Regions from separate parts of the Homo sapiens genome. Here region 1 is linked to region 2. Evidence: read pairs that join two places in POLR2A ChIA-PET (ENCODE). Cell type or tissue: A673. All regions are shown on one strand. Links, peaks and the distances in the headings refer to the core of each region. The heading gives the core; the rest is flanking DNA.

Region 1 (5,377 bases), core at 247-5,246, 300 kb before region 2:
CTCCCAAAGTGTTGGGATTACAGGCGTGAACCACCACACCCAGCCTGTAGCCAGTTTTGTTAATCAAGGGCAGTGTTGTATGGAATATTCTAGCACTGTATAATTAATACAGTCAGTGCTCACACAGCAGTCCTGGTCACTCCATAATTTTCAGAGCTCAAAACCTGAAGAAAAAAAAGCTCCAAATGCAGGGATGTCCATGTCCACAGGAAGACAAAAAAGCAGCTATAGAGATGCCTGTTATTCATTTGCCAGAGGCTTTTCCAGTGAGGACACCAGAGAATAATTCACCCCCAAGTGAAAGGGTATCTGTGGCTGGGTTCACCTACCCACATATATGCCAGGAACTTAAGTGGCAAGGACACAGAAACCTCCAGAGATGGCCAGTATCAGCCTGAACAGGGCTTTGCAAAAGGCCATGCCATCAAGACCCAATGATGGACAGCGGGTAAGCCTCTTGGCAAACAGATGTCAGAGCCAAGAGAGGCTAGCAGTGAGTAGCCAGATCCAGGTCCCAGGGCCTGGGGTGTCAGGCAAGGAGACCAGAGAAGATGAGAGGAATTTCTCATCCAGGAAATAGGACAGGCCTAAGGGTTATTCATAGGTGGATAATTTCTCAATATCAGTATTCTCAGGAAGAAAGGGGTGGGTAAGATCAAGGTGTTTCAGCTTCAAAGACCTTGTCCCTTCCCACCCATTCATTTACATGTATCATACAGTTACAGAGTGCTTACTTTGTGCCAGGTACTGTGTTGGGAATTCAGAGCAGAATCAGAACTGGTCGTGGTCTTGGGGAGCTCCTTGTTTAGAAAGGGAAACAGAAGTCATGGTGTGTTGGCTCATGCCTGTAATTCCAGCACTTTGGGAGGCCGAAGCGGACAGATCACTGGAGGCTAGGAGTTTGAGACCAGCCTGATCAACATGGTGAAACCCCGTCTCTACTAAAAATACAAAAATTAGCCGGGCATGGTGGCACACGCCTGTAATCCCAGCTACTTGGGAGGCTGAGGCACGAGAACTGCTTGAACTTGGGAGGCAGAGGTTGCAGTGAGCCAAGATCACACCACGGCACTCTAGCCTGGGTGACAGAGCCAGACCCTGTCTCAAAGAAAAGGAATAGACAGAAGAGTGGGCTATAACAATGTAATGGGCCCTGCAACAGAGCCAGGAGGCAAAAGTAGTAAGCCCAGAAAAGGGTAAGGAAAGGCTTCACAGAGGTGATTTTTTTTATTTTAAGAGATGGGAGTCTTGCTATGTTACCCAGGCTGGTCTCGAACTCCCAACCTTAAGTGATCCTCCCACCTTGGCCTCCCAACATTCTGGGATTACAGGCATGAGCCACTAAACCCAGCTAGCACAGAGGTGATATTTGAGCCAGGCCTTGAGGGATGAATAAGAGCTCACCAAGAGAAAGCAAGAGAAGGCATAGGAGACTGCATTTTCAGAGTGAGTTCAGGAAACACCCCGTAGGCCAGTGTGGCTGGAGCTCGGTGGGAAATGGAGGTAAGGTGAGGCTAGAAGATAAAGTTGGCCCAGTTGTGAAAGTTCTTGACACCATCCCAAGGAGCTTGGGCTCCATCCTGGGGACAGCAGGGAAGTAACTGAGGAAGCCCTCAGAGTTTCCATATCAGAACAAAGCACGATCCTGGATTACAAACTACGTTGCTAACCTGCTTTCTTCTCTCTTCCTGAGGTCACATCATCTGTCAACTTCCCCACATGGCTTTGGGAACTTAGGCAAATCAAATCATTTTAACCTTTTTGGGCTAAATAAAATAATATGCCTTAAAAATTGTTCAATAACATAGTGGTGAACATTGTCACTTGGGCTCCCAAGACCAGGCACAACCCCAGAGGACCTTTGACATGCCAAAGAGCCATTAAGGCAGATTGGAACGAACATTATTCCCCAGAATTGGTTCATCTTGGGAAAGGAAGGCCTAGGAAGCTGATGACCTACTTGTTTTGTTCATCCATTTCTCTACTGCTTCTTAAAGGTAAAGTGCCTCTTTAGTCTATCAAGAAATTACTATGTGTTTACCTTAGGTAAAATATGCCCATTCCCCTATCTTCCATTTTGGCTGTTTTCCCAGCTGTAAAATGACAAGGCGGTACATTCAATTAGAAGTTTTAAAGCATTTTTAGAGCCTTGAAGTAATTTCTTTTTCCTCAACAAAATCTTTCCAATATATCCAGTTTGAGATCTGTCTTCCCCTAAACCCTCCACCTAAGGGCTCCGAGGGAACTTCAGAGAAGCTTTTAAAAGTTCGGCAGGGCACAGCTGCAAATCCACTGCACCAGATGAACCTAGGAAATGAATCCTCCCCCTGTCCCCAACACTGTTCCCCTTCTCACCCACCCCTTCCAAGGGAAAAGGGAGAAACAGGTCTTTTCGGAGCTGCTGGAAGAATGAAAGGTAATATAAATTCTTTCTCTCCAGTGCACTCAAGCGGTCACCAGGACATCAGAAAAGCCAAATCCAAGGTCCCAAGGCTCTTGATCATCCAGTGCCCACAACAGAGGGAGTAAGCTAGACGGAGAAGCTGAAGTGAAGGAGGAAAGAGAGAAGGGGGTGCCTGTTCCACCCCCTTCCTAGCAGCTGCCTCTGTGGGCTCCATAATCCCCATGCCCTCTCCCCCACCCCACCCTCCGGCCGCCCACCTCTCCTCCACCCACCCCATTCATCAGTAGGAGGGCACTGTATCAGCACAGCCTTTCAAGGCCTGACAGTTCCTTTCTGGGTGCCCCCCACATGTAACCACTTAACCCCCAGCACAAAGGGCCAGCCTGAATGGGCTTGGAGCCGGTGGCTCGTGCGGAGGGGGAGGCCTCAATAGGATTTGGGGAGCTGGGTGTATAAACCGCTCTGCTCCAGCAGCCCTCAATGGAGGAGCTGGAGTTGGGGCATGTGCCGAGGGGAGGAGCTCGGCAGCTGCATCCCGCCCCTGAACAATGATTTATTCATTCTCCTGGCACGCACAGAGAAGACAGGCTGGGGAAACATGGCCCCACAAATCGCCCTCAGCCTCAGCTGATTCCCACGGCAATCATTGCAGTTCAGAGTGCCCCCTCCCACTTGTAATGTTTTGCCTCAAGCTTGCCCTTCCTCTTCCTCGTAAGGAAGTAGACTACATTACGGGAGGCCTTAAGTAGCCTTAAATTCAGGCAAGCATCGTTCTTTGAGTTGGTTGCACCCAAACTCAATCTCACTCTCTCAAAGCTTTCTGGCCAGGTTTTCCTCACACACCCATAGAAACAGATGCAGACAAAAAAAAAAAAAAAAAAAAAAAGCGCATAGCAAAACCTGTCTCCAGGATGGCCCCCAGCAGGGAGTTGGGGAGCTTAGCCTAGAAGTAACTGACAGGTGATGGGAATGTAGTAAATGTTTGCTGGATGAGTTAATGGCTGCTAACAAAAGGTAGTATGCTTGCTGCTGTCACTCCTCTTCCCAGACCCTTTCCTCCTTCTTGTAGTCACATCCATCTGGCTCCAATTCCCAGAAGAATCTCTTAGAAATCTTTGGGGATGAGGGGACAGAATGAAGACAGGTAAGCAAAGATGCTAAAACCTGTAAATAAACAATGCTGGGTGGTGGTGGTGGGGGTGCGGTTTCAAGAAGTCAAATTGTGACAAAAGGAAATTTGCTCTCGCCCTCTTGCCTCCATATGTCATGTCACCAGGGCCAGATCACACACACACATCATCATAATAAATAAAACTGAAAATCAATACCGTTAGCAGAACAGGGAGAGCCAGAATGAAGTGACCATCCTCAGACTGGCCCCTGGGCCTACTGGCCCCAAGCTTGTAATTACCTTGTCACACAGAAAACAAATCTATTGTGGGTGGTAAGTGTGAGAGGTGGGGGATCCCAGGCACGGAGCTTGCCGGACGAGGAGCAGGGGAAGGGGCACAGTAGGAAGACTGATTGGCCTTCAGTGATGGTGGTACAGGAGCTTGAGACTAACAAAACTAAGGCCTGGACAGTTTAAGAAAGTTTTGTTGTTTTAGTCAGGAGGGTGAACACCCTAAGGGAGGTGATCCTGCCCAATACTGGTGTGGGGCGTGAAGTTGCCGGGGAAAAGGCTTCAAGCCCACTCCTGGAGCCTCAGAAGGGCAGGTGGCTAGGATGCTGCTGCCCTCTGGTGGGCATAAAGAGACAGTATCCACACCTCCAACGCTGGAAATCCATTGCAAAGGAGTCTCCGTTCTTTGTTGTTCTAAAGGCTTGGCCACCAGGACTAGTGCATTCATAGCTTGGATTTCCCAGGAAGCCAACTCTGAGACTGTTTAATGTGCTGGATGTTTATTAAGAACCTCCTTTGGGATCAACAGCTGTGGAAGAATGAGAATGAGCAGGAGTGGCCAGAGGAAGAGGCTGATCTACAAGACAAGCCAGTGACAGCCTCAGCCAACCCCACAGGGAGCTCTGAAGCTAGAATGGCCCTTCAGAGTTGACCCAAAATAAGCTAAGAAGGCCAGGCCGTTACACACCTGTTGCCATTGAATGTGGGCTATCCTTGACCTTGGGCAAGGTGCTCTCTGAGGCAATTCCCACCCTGGAAGACTGTCTGCATAGTGCTTCCAACAGCTAGGCCAACAAGGCCTTCATGGAAGGGTCCACCCTCCACACCATAACTCATCAAATATTTGTCAAAGGAACAGCAGGTTTAGATCATGCCTCAGGCTGCAGGCTCAGTTGGGACAGTCTACAAGTCTCAGTTACCGGGGCTGTTATGCACTGATCCTTGGAAACGGTGAGGGGGGCCTTAATGCTCAGATTCATGGATTCATTCATTCAACGAGCATTTGTTGAGATTTACTCTGTGCCAGGCCTTGAGGCAGACACTTTACAATTTTTTTTTATTTAATCCTCACAACTGTGAAGCTAGTATTAACTCAGATTATTCAGATGAGATCAAGTTATTAAGTAGCTTTCACAGTCCAATGACACTTTGAAAAAAATGCCACTCACAATGGGACAAGTGCTATTGCTGCCGCCAAAGATTTCTCAGGCCAGAAAGGGTCTTGGCTGTCTTCTGTGTGTGTGCATATGTGTATGAACTGGATGGCTTGCTTTCTGCTTTCAGCCAGAACATTTCCTCTATGGCAGCCAAGAGCTATGCCTCAATAGCCTCCTGCTTTAATTCCTTCCTAAAAATGTTGCTGCTCAAGGTAACAAAACCACAAGCTTTTTTTTTTTTTTTTTTTTTCTTTTGAGGCAGTCTCACTCTGTCACCCAGACTGGAATGCAATGCTGCAGTTTTGGCTCATTGCAGCCACAACCTCCAGGCTCAAGTGATTTCCTACCTCAGCCTCCCAAGTAGTTGGAACCACAGGTGCATGCCACCATGCACAGCTAATTTTTGTATTTTTT
Region 2 (5,377 bases), core at 206-5,205:
CCGACAATTTTCTCTTTAAATTATGATGTAGGTTAAGAGGAGTTGACCAGTGCTCTGTTTCTGACTGATTATGAAGCAAAAAAGGTACCATTAAAATTTCTCACCCACATTGGCCCTTCATCTTCCCTCTATCAAGGCGTAAACTTCTCTGTGTGTGAGGGTTTTTGTTTTTTTTTGTTTTTTGGTTTTTGTTTTGAGACGGAGTCTTGCTCTGTCACCAGGCTGTGATCTTGGCTCACTGCAACCTCCATCTCCCGGGTTCAAGCAATTCCCCTGCCTCAGCCTCTTGAGTAGCTGGGACTACAGGCATGTGCCACCATGCCTGGCTAATTTTTTGTATTTTAGTAGAGATGGGGTTTCACCATGTTGGCCAGGATGGTCTCGATCTCCTGACCTCGTGATTCACCCGCCTTGGCCTCCCAAAGTGCTGGGATTACAGGCATGAGCCACCACACCTGGCCAATATGAGGTTTTTTTTATCCTTCACAAATAAAAGTATACCTTGTGAGTGTACACAAGAGACCCCTTTTTCAGTTTAGTTGTTCATAACAGGCATGAACTTGGAAAAAATTGAGAGCCAAAAGCCTCATGATAGCAGAGAAGTCTTGATCCACAATCTTGGGAAATCTGTCCACATCTAGGAGGCCATCTGCTTCTCGGGAGAAACTTACCTCATTAGCTTTACCTTAAGTTCTCCCTCTGATGGGTGTGTGGTTCCAAGAGTCTGGGTGGGCCTTTCTAAGTTGTGAGATTACAAACCCAAGCTTCAGGGTCCTGAAGTTTCGCTGCAGTGTGGGTGACAAGGGGAGTCTTTCTCTGATGTGTTTCCAAAAGATCCAGCCTCTGAATTCTATATCATGAAGGGTTTGCTTGTCCTGAGTCAGTGGTCCATGAAAAGCTTTCTTTACCTGGTGAAAATACACTTTGGCATAATACATTACAGCCTTGCAGCATTTAGTCACGTTAAGGTTTAGGAGCATAAGATACAGAAGGTTCTGTTATTAGGAGCATAAGCCTTCCAGTGACTATTTCATAAGGGTTCAACTTTTGTTTTCCCATGGAAGTGGATCTGTTTGTCATCAATCTGAAACATCTTTGACCAAGGCAATCCAGATTATTCAGTTAGTTTTGCCTAATGCTCTTATATCTGTAATACCTTATTTAACTGTTTTACAGCCAGTCCAGTGAGGCAAGTATCTCTATCACTGGAGATTTCTTCAGCAATGTTCTATGAGAGAAACACATTTCCTAATAACCTTTTAGCTGCTGTTATAGCATCAGCCCACTTGTATGAGAAAGCTCCTGTACAACCAGAAAATATGCACTGAAAATCACAATTGAATGAAATCCCTCTGTAAAGTGTTCAGATGTAGCAGAAAGGTACCTGAAGTTTTGGTTGTCTTCTCAAGATTATGGGTTTGACAAACTATACATTGGTCATAAACCATTTTAGCAATTTAGAACAGTCACAACACCAATATATATGTAAGGTGTTTGTTTGTTTGTTTGTTTGTTTTGAGACATAGTCTCACTCTGTCACCCAGGCTAGAGTGCAGTGGTGCGATCTCGGCTCACTGCAACTTCCACCTCCCGGGTTCAAGCAATTCTTGTGCCTCAGCCTCCCAAGTAGCTGGGATTGCAAGTACCTGCCACCACACCCAGCTAATTTTTTGTATTTTTTAAGTAGAGACAGGCTTTCACCGTGTTGGCCCAGGTGGTCTAAAACTCCTGACCTCAGGTGATCAGCCCACCTTGGCCTCCCAAAGTGCTGGGATTACAGGTGTGAGCCACCATGCCCGGCCAGTATATACATTTTATCTCTTCCTTGATGAATCATGGAATACAGCTTCTAGTAATGGAATTTTTAAGGACTCAGGAAGGAGCAGGCAGCCGGCTGTCCAGTCTCTCTCCATGAGTCCATGCTTAACACTGGAATTGTATCCTCTTACATAGCAATTTTCTTTCTCCAATGGAGGTGCACAGCACTGTTTATTAGATGGGTTATCATAGGTAGTTTGACCTGGACCATGGAGTTCATTCAAATTATGTATCTTAATAGTTTCAGTACTGACTGAGTTAGCATGAAAATCTGGCCAAGTATTTTCTTGGTATTCATTTAATTCTTGTGCTGCTTGAGTTAGCAGTTTTATATATCACTCTGTCTCTTCAATATGGTTCTGGTAATTCTTACTCAGTCCAAACGATATGATCCTAAAGTTACCAGAAACCTATCTTCAGGAGTGCTTACCAAGGTCCATTTCATCTTTTCCATTAACCTCCTTGAAGACAAAATAGGATTTTATTTGCTTGTGAAGTTATTTTTAATAACTGCCATACATTTATTTATTTATTTATTTATTTATTGAGACGGAATCTCGCTCTGTCATCCAAGCTGGAGTGCAGTGGTGCTATCTCGGCTCACTGCAACCTCCTCCTTCCTGGTTGAAACTATTCTCCTGCCTCAGATTCCCGAGTAGCTGGGACTACAGGCGCATGCCACCATGCCTTGCTAATTTTTTTGTATTTTTAGTAGAGATGGGTTTCACCTTGTTGGCCAGACTAGTCTCGAACTCCTGACCTCAAGTGGTCTACCAACCTTGGCCTCCCAAAGTGCTGGGATTACAGGGGTGAGCCACTTGCACCCAGCCTGCCATTACTTTATTTATTTATTTATTTATTTAGAGACGGAGTCTCGTTCTGTCACCCAGGCTGGAATGCAGTGGCACAATCTCGGCTCATTACAACCTCTGCCTCCCAGGGTCAAGCAGTTCTCCTGCCTCAGCCTCTCGAGTAGCTGGTATTACAGGTGTGTGCCACCATGCCTGGCTAATTTTTTGTATTTTTAGTTGAGATGGGGTTTCATCATGTTGGCCAGGCTGGTCTCGAACTCCTGACCTTGTGATCTGCCCACCTCAGCCTCCCAAAATGCTAGGATTACAGGCGTGAACCACTGCGCCCAGCCGCCATTACTTTGAACAGCAGAAACCGCAATTACTTTTGCACCAACCTAATATTAGAAACTGCTTTAGAATTAAGTAATTAACTGTGGAAATGACTTTAAATGGTCATAAAGACACAATTGAGAAGGAAATTTGGTTATTTCTGTGGCCTACAATAGTTTAACGTAATAACCATAATTATGTCTGATAACATATACTGAGATACATGAGAATTTTCATAATCTTATACAATTTTGGAATATATATTAATATTTATAAAAATATAACTCGATGGAGTTTAAACATCACTTCTTATTTGACACTGTTTCTCATGTAATTTTACGTATAAAATAAGCCTGTTTATTATCTCTTTTGACTGTTGTAGGGGACCTCTGTAACATCCCAAAGTTAATTTGAGGTCAAAAAAAGACTTAATTTTGAATTTGAAATTTGATTTGGGGAAGCTTGTCCAATATGTCAAAGATTGAAAACACTTGGCCCAAATAGGATCACAGGTCACTGTGAAATAAGTCATTCATTTAGCCAAGGTGATCATTAAAAGGTTTTTTAAAAGCAAAACCTTTATTATTTGATAGAGAGGAGACTCAATTTTCTAGTCAACAGACCTGAAAAAGACAATATGATACAGAATCTATCTCTCCTTCTTTCCTCTCTCTTTTTTTTTGTGCAGTTTACTCAAAAGGTGAACAAAAATATTTTGCTGTTACTGAAGCTTTTTATTTGCCTTTTATAGAAAATCTTTTAAAAGAGGGAATAAAAATATTGAAATCTTATTAGAAGCTTCTGCACATTAATAGGCATCCGCATCCTTGGATGAAACTAAGTTGGGGGCCTTTTTTTTTTTTTTTTTTTTTGACATAGGGCCTCACTCTTTTGCCCAGGCTGGAGTGCAGTGGCGTGACCATGGCTCACTGCGCCTCAGCCTCTCAGGCTTAAGTGATCCTCCTATGTCAGCCTCCCAAGTGGCTGGGACCACAGGGACTTGCCACTATGCTCTGCTAACTTTTTTTCTTTTTTTGTAGAGACAAAATCTCACTATGTTGCCCAGGCTAGTTTCAAACTCCTGGACTCAAGTGATCCTCCTGCTTCGGCCACCCAAAGTACTAGGATTATAGGCATGAACCTAGAGCCCTCATTTGTAAATAGACTTCTTAAAGTGCAGTATTATTCATTTTGAATGTTCTACTATAATTTTAAATTACATAAAGTGAGATTTCACCATTTCAGTAAGTGTTTGCTGCTTTAGGGTCCTAACATTTATGAGTGTATAGCTAGGCATAGCTGTAAGGTAGAATACTCAGTTCTTCAGAAATTAAGGATCCCATTTTCCCTTGAATCTTGGCTTTGGCTGTCAGATCCCATTGATCATCCAATGATTTTTCCATGCCTAAACACACAAGAAAAAGAAACAAAGGGCATAGGCTGGGCGCAGTGGCTCACGACTGTAATCCCAGCACTTTGGGAGGCCGAGGCGGGTGGATTACCTGAGGTCAGGAGTTCGAGACCAGCCTGGCCAACATGGTGAAACCCCATCTCTACTAAAAATACAAAAATTAGCCGGGCCTGGTGGTGGACACCTGTAATCTCAGCTACTCGGGAGGCAGAGTCAGGAGAATTGCTGGAACCTGGGAAGCAGAGGTTTGATCGCTCCATTGCACTTCAGCCCAGGCAACAACAGTGAGACTCCGTCTCAAAAAAAAAAACAAAAAAAAAAACAAAAAAAAAAGAGAAACAAAGGGCATAGACATAGAGCACAAAAATCTCTGTGAATTTCCAAAAGCCAAAGTTCACACCTTCTTATTTGCCATTAACTGCCAGTTTCTTCCTGACTCAGTTAAACATCCAAGGCCTCTAACTGAATCCAAGTCAGTTAATTATCAGATCCAGTCTGATTCTGGACCTGGTCCAGTTTCTGTCATGACTTCTGAACCCATTTCAGATTTTAAAATTTGCTCAAACAAATTCAGATAACTCAAAACACAAATCCATGGAGCTTCAGAATCTGAGAGCTTACCCACAATCCCCAGTTGCTGCAAGAGAGGAATGGACACAGAGAGTCTGACTGGTACCATGCTTCGTCACTCAGTGCTTCTGGGGATTGCTAGAGGTTCTACTTCGGATCCCACTTCTGACACCATCTGTTAAAAGAAAAACTAGACAAATTAAATTTAACAGAGTTTAATTGAGGAAACAGTGATTCACAAATCAGGCAGCCCTTAGAACCAGAATAGGTTCAAAGAGACTCTGGCACTACCACATGGTTGAAGACTTATGTACAGAAAAAGGAAAGTGATGTACAGAAAATGAAACTGAAGTACAGAAACAGCTGGATTGCTTACAGCTTGATACTTGCCTTATTTGAACATGGTTTCAACAGTTGGCTGCATTTTATTGGCTGAAACTCAGCAATTGGTACA

Evidence for each region. ChIA-PET counts read pairs that join two places held together with the same protein. Peaks named below come from ENCODE experiments on the same cell type or tissue, not always from the same donor. Only the 100,000 strongest peaks of a DNase experiment are listed, where the experiment ranks them.
Region 1: POLR2A ChIA-PET joins it to region 2 with 6 read pairs; 2 of 35 experiments call an interaction of 5 or more read pairs at or near these places.

The regions. Positions count from the first base shown.
Region 1 is chr1:35,722,886-35,728,262 of GRCh38, forward strand. It overlaps a transcript of CLSPN not described here. Among named protein-coding and RNA genes, the nearest start is that of C1orf216, 6.7 kb to the left of the region's middle. RefSeq lists a silencer at 2,873-3,056. In A673, for the core only: CTCF peaks have their summits at 4,154 (motif pointing left) and 4,364; DNase peaks (open chromatin) are centred at 2,956 and 4,126; H3K27ac peaks cover 427 bases.
Region 2 is chr1:36,018,270-36,023,646 of GRCh38, forward strand. The region is part of intron 11 of AGO3 (argonaute RISC catalytic component 3); the gene reads left to right. LOC105378647 (a long non-coding RNA gene) reads right to left here and starts at 3,392. Exons shown (of 3, transcript XR_001737972.2): 1 at 672-3,392. RefSeq lists an enhancer at 4,932-5,361. In A673, for the core only: no CTCF peak of the experiment used is centred there; no DNase peak of the experiment used is centred there.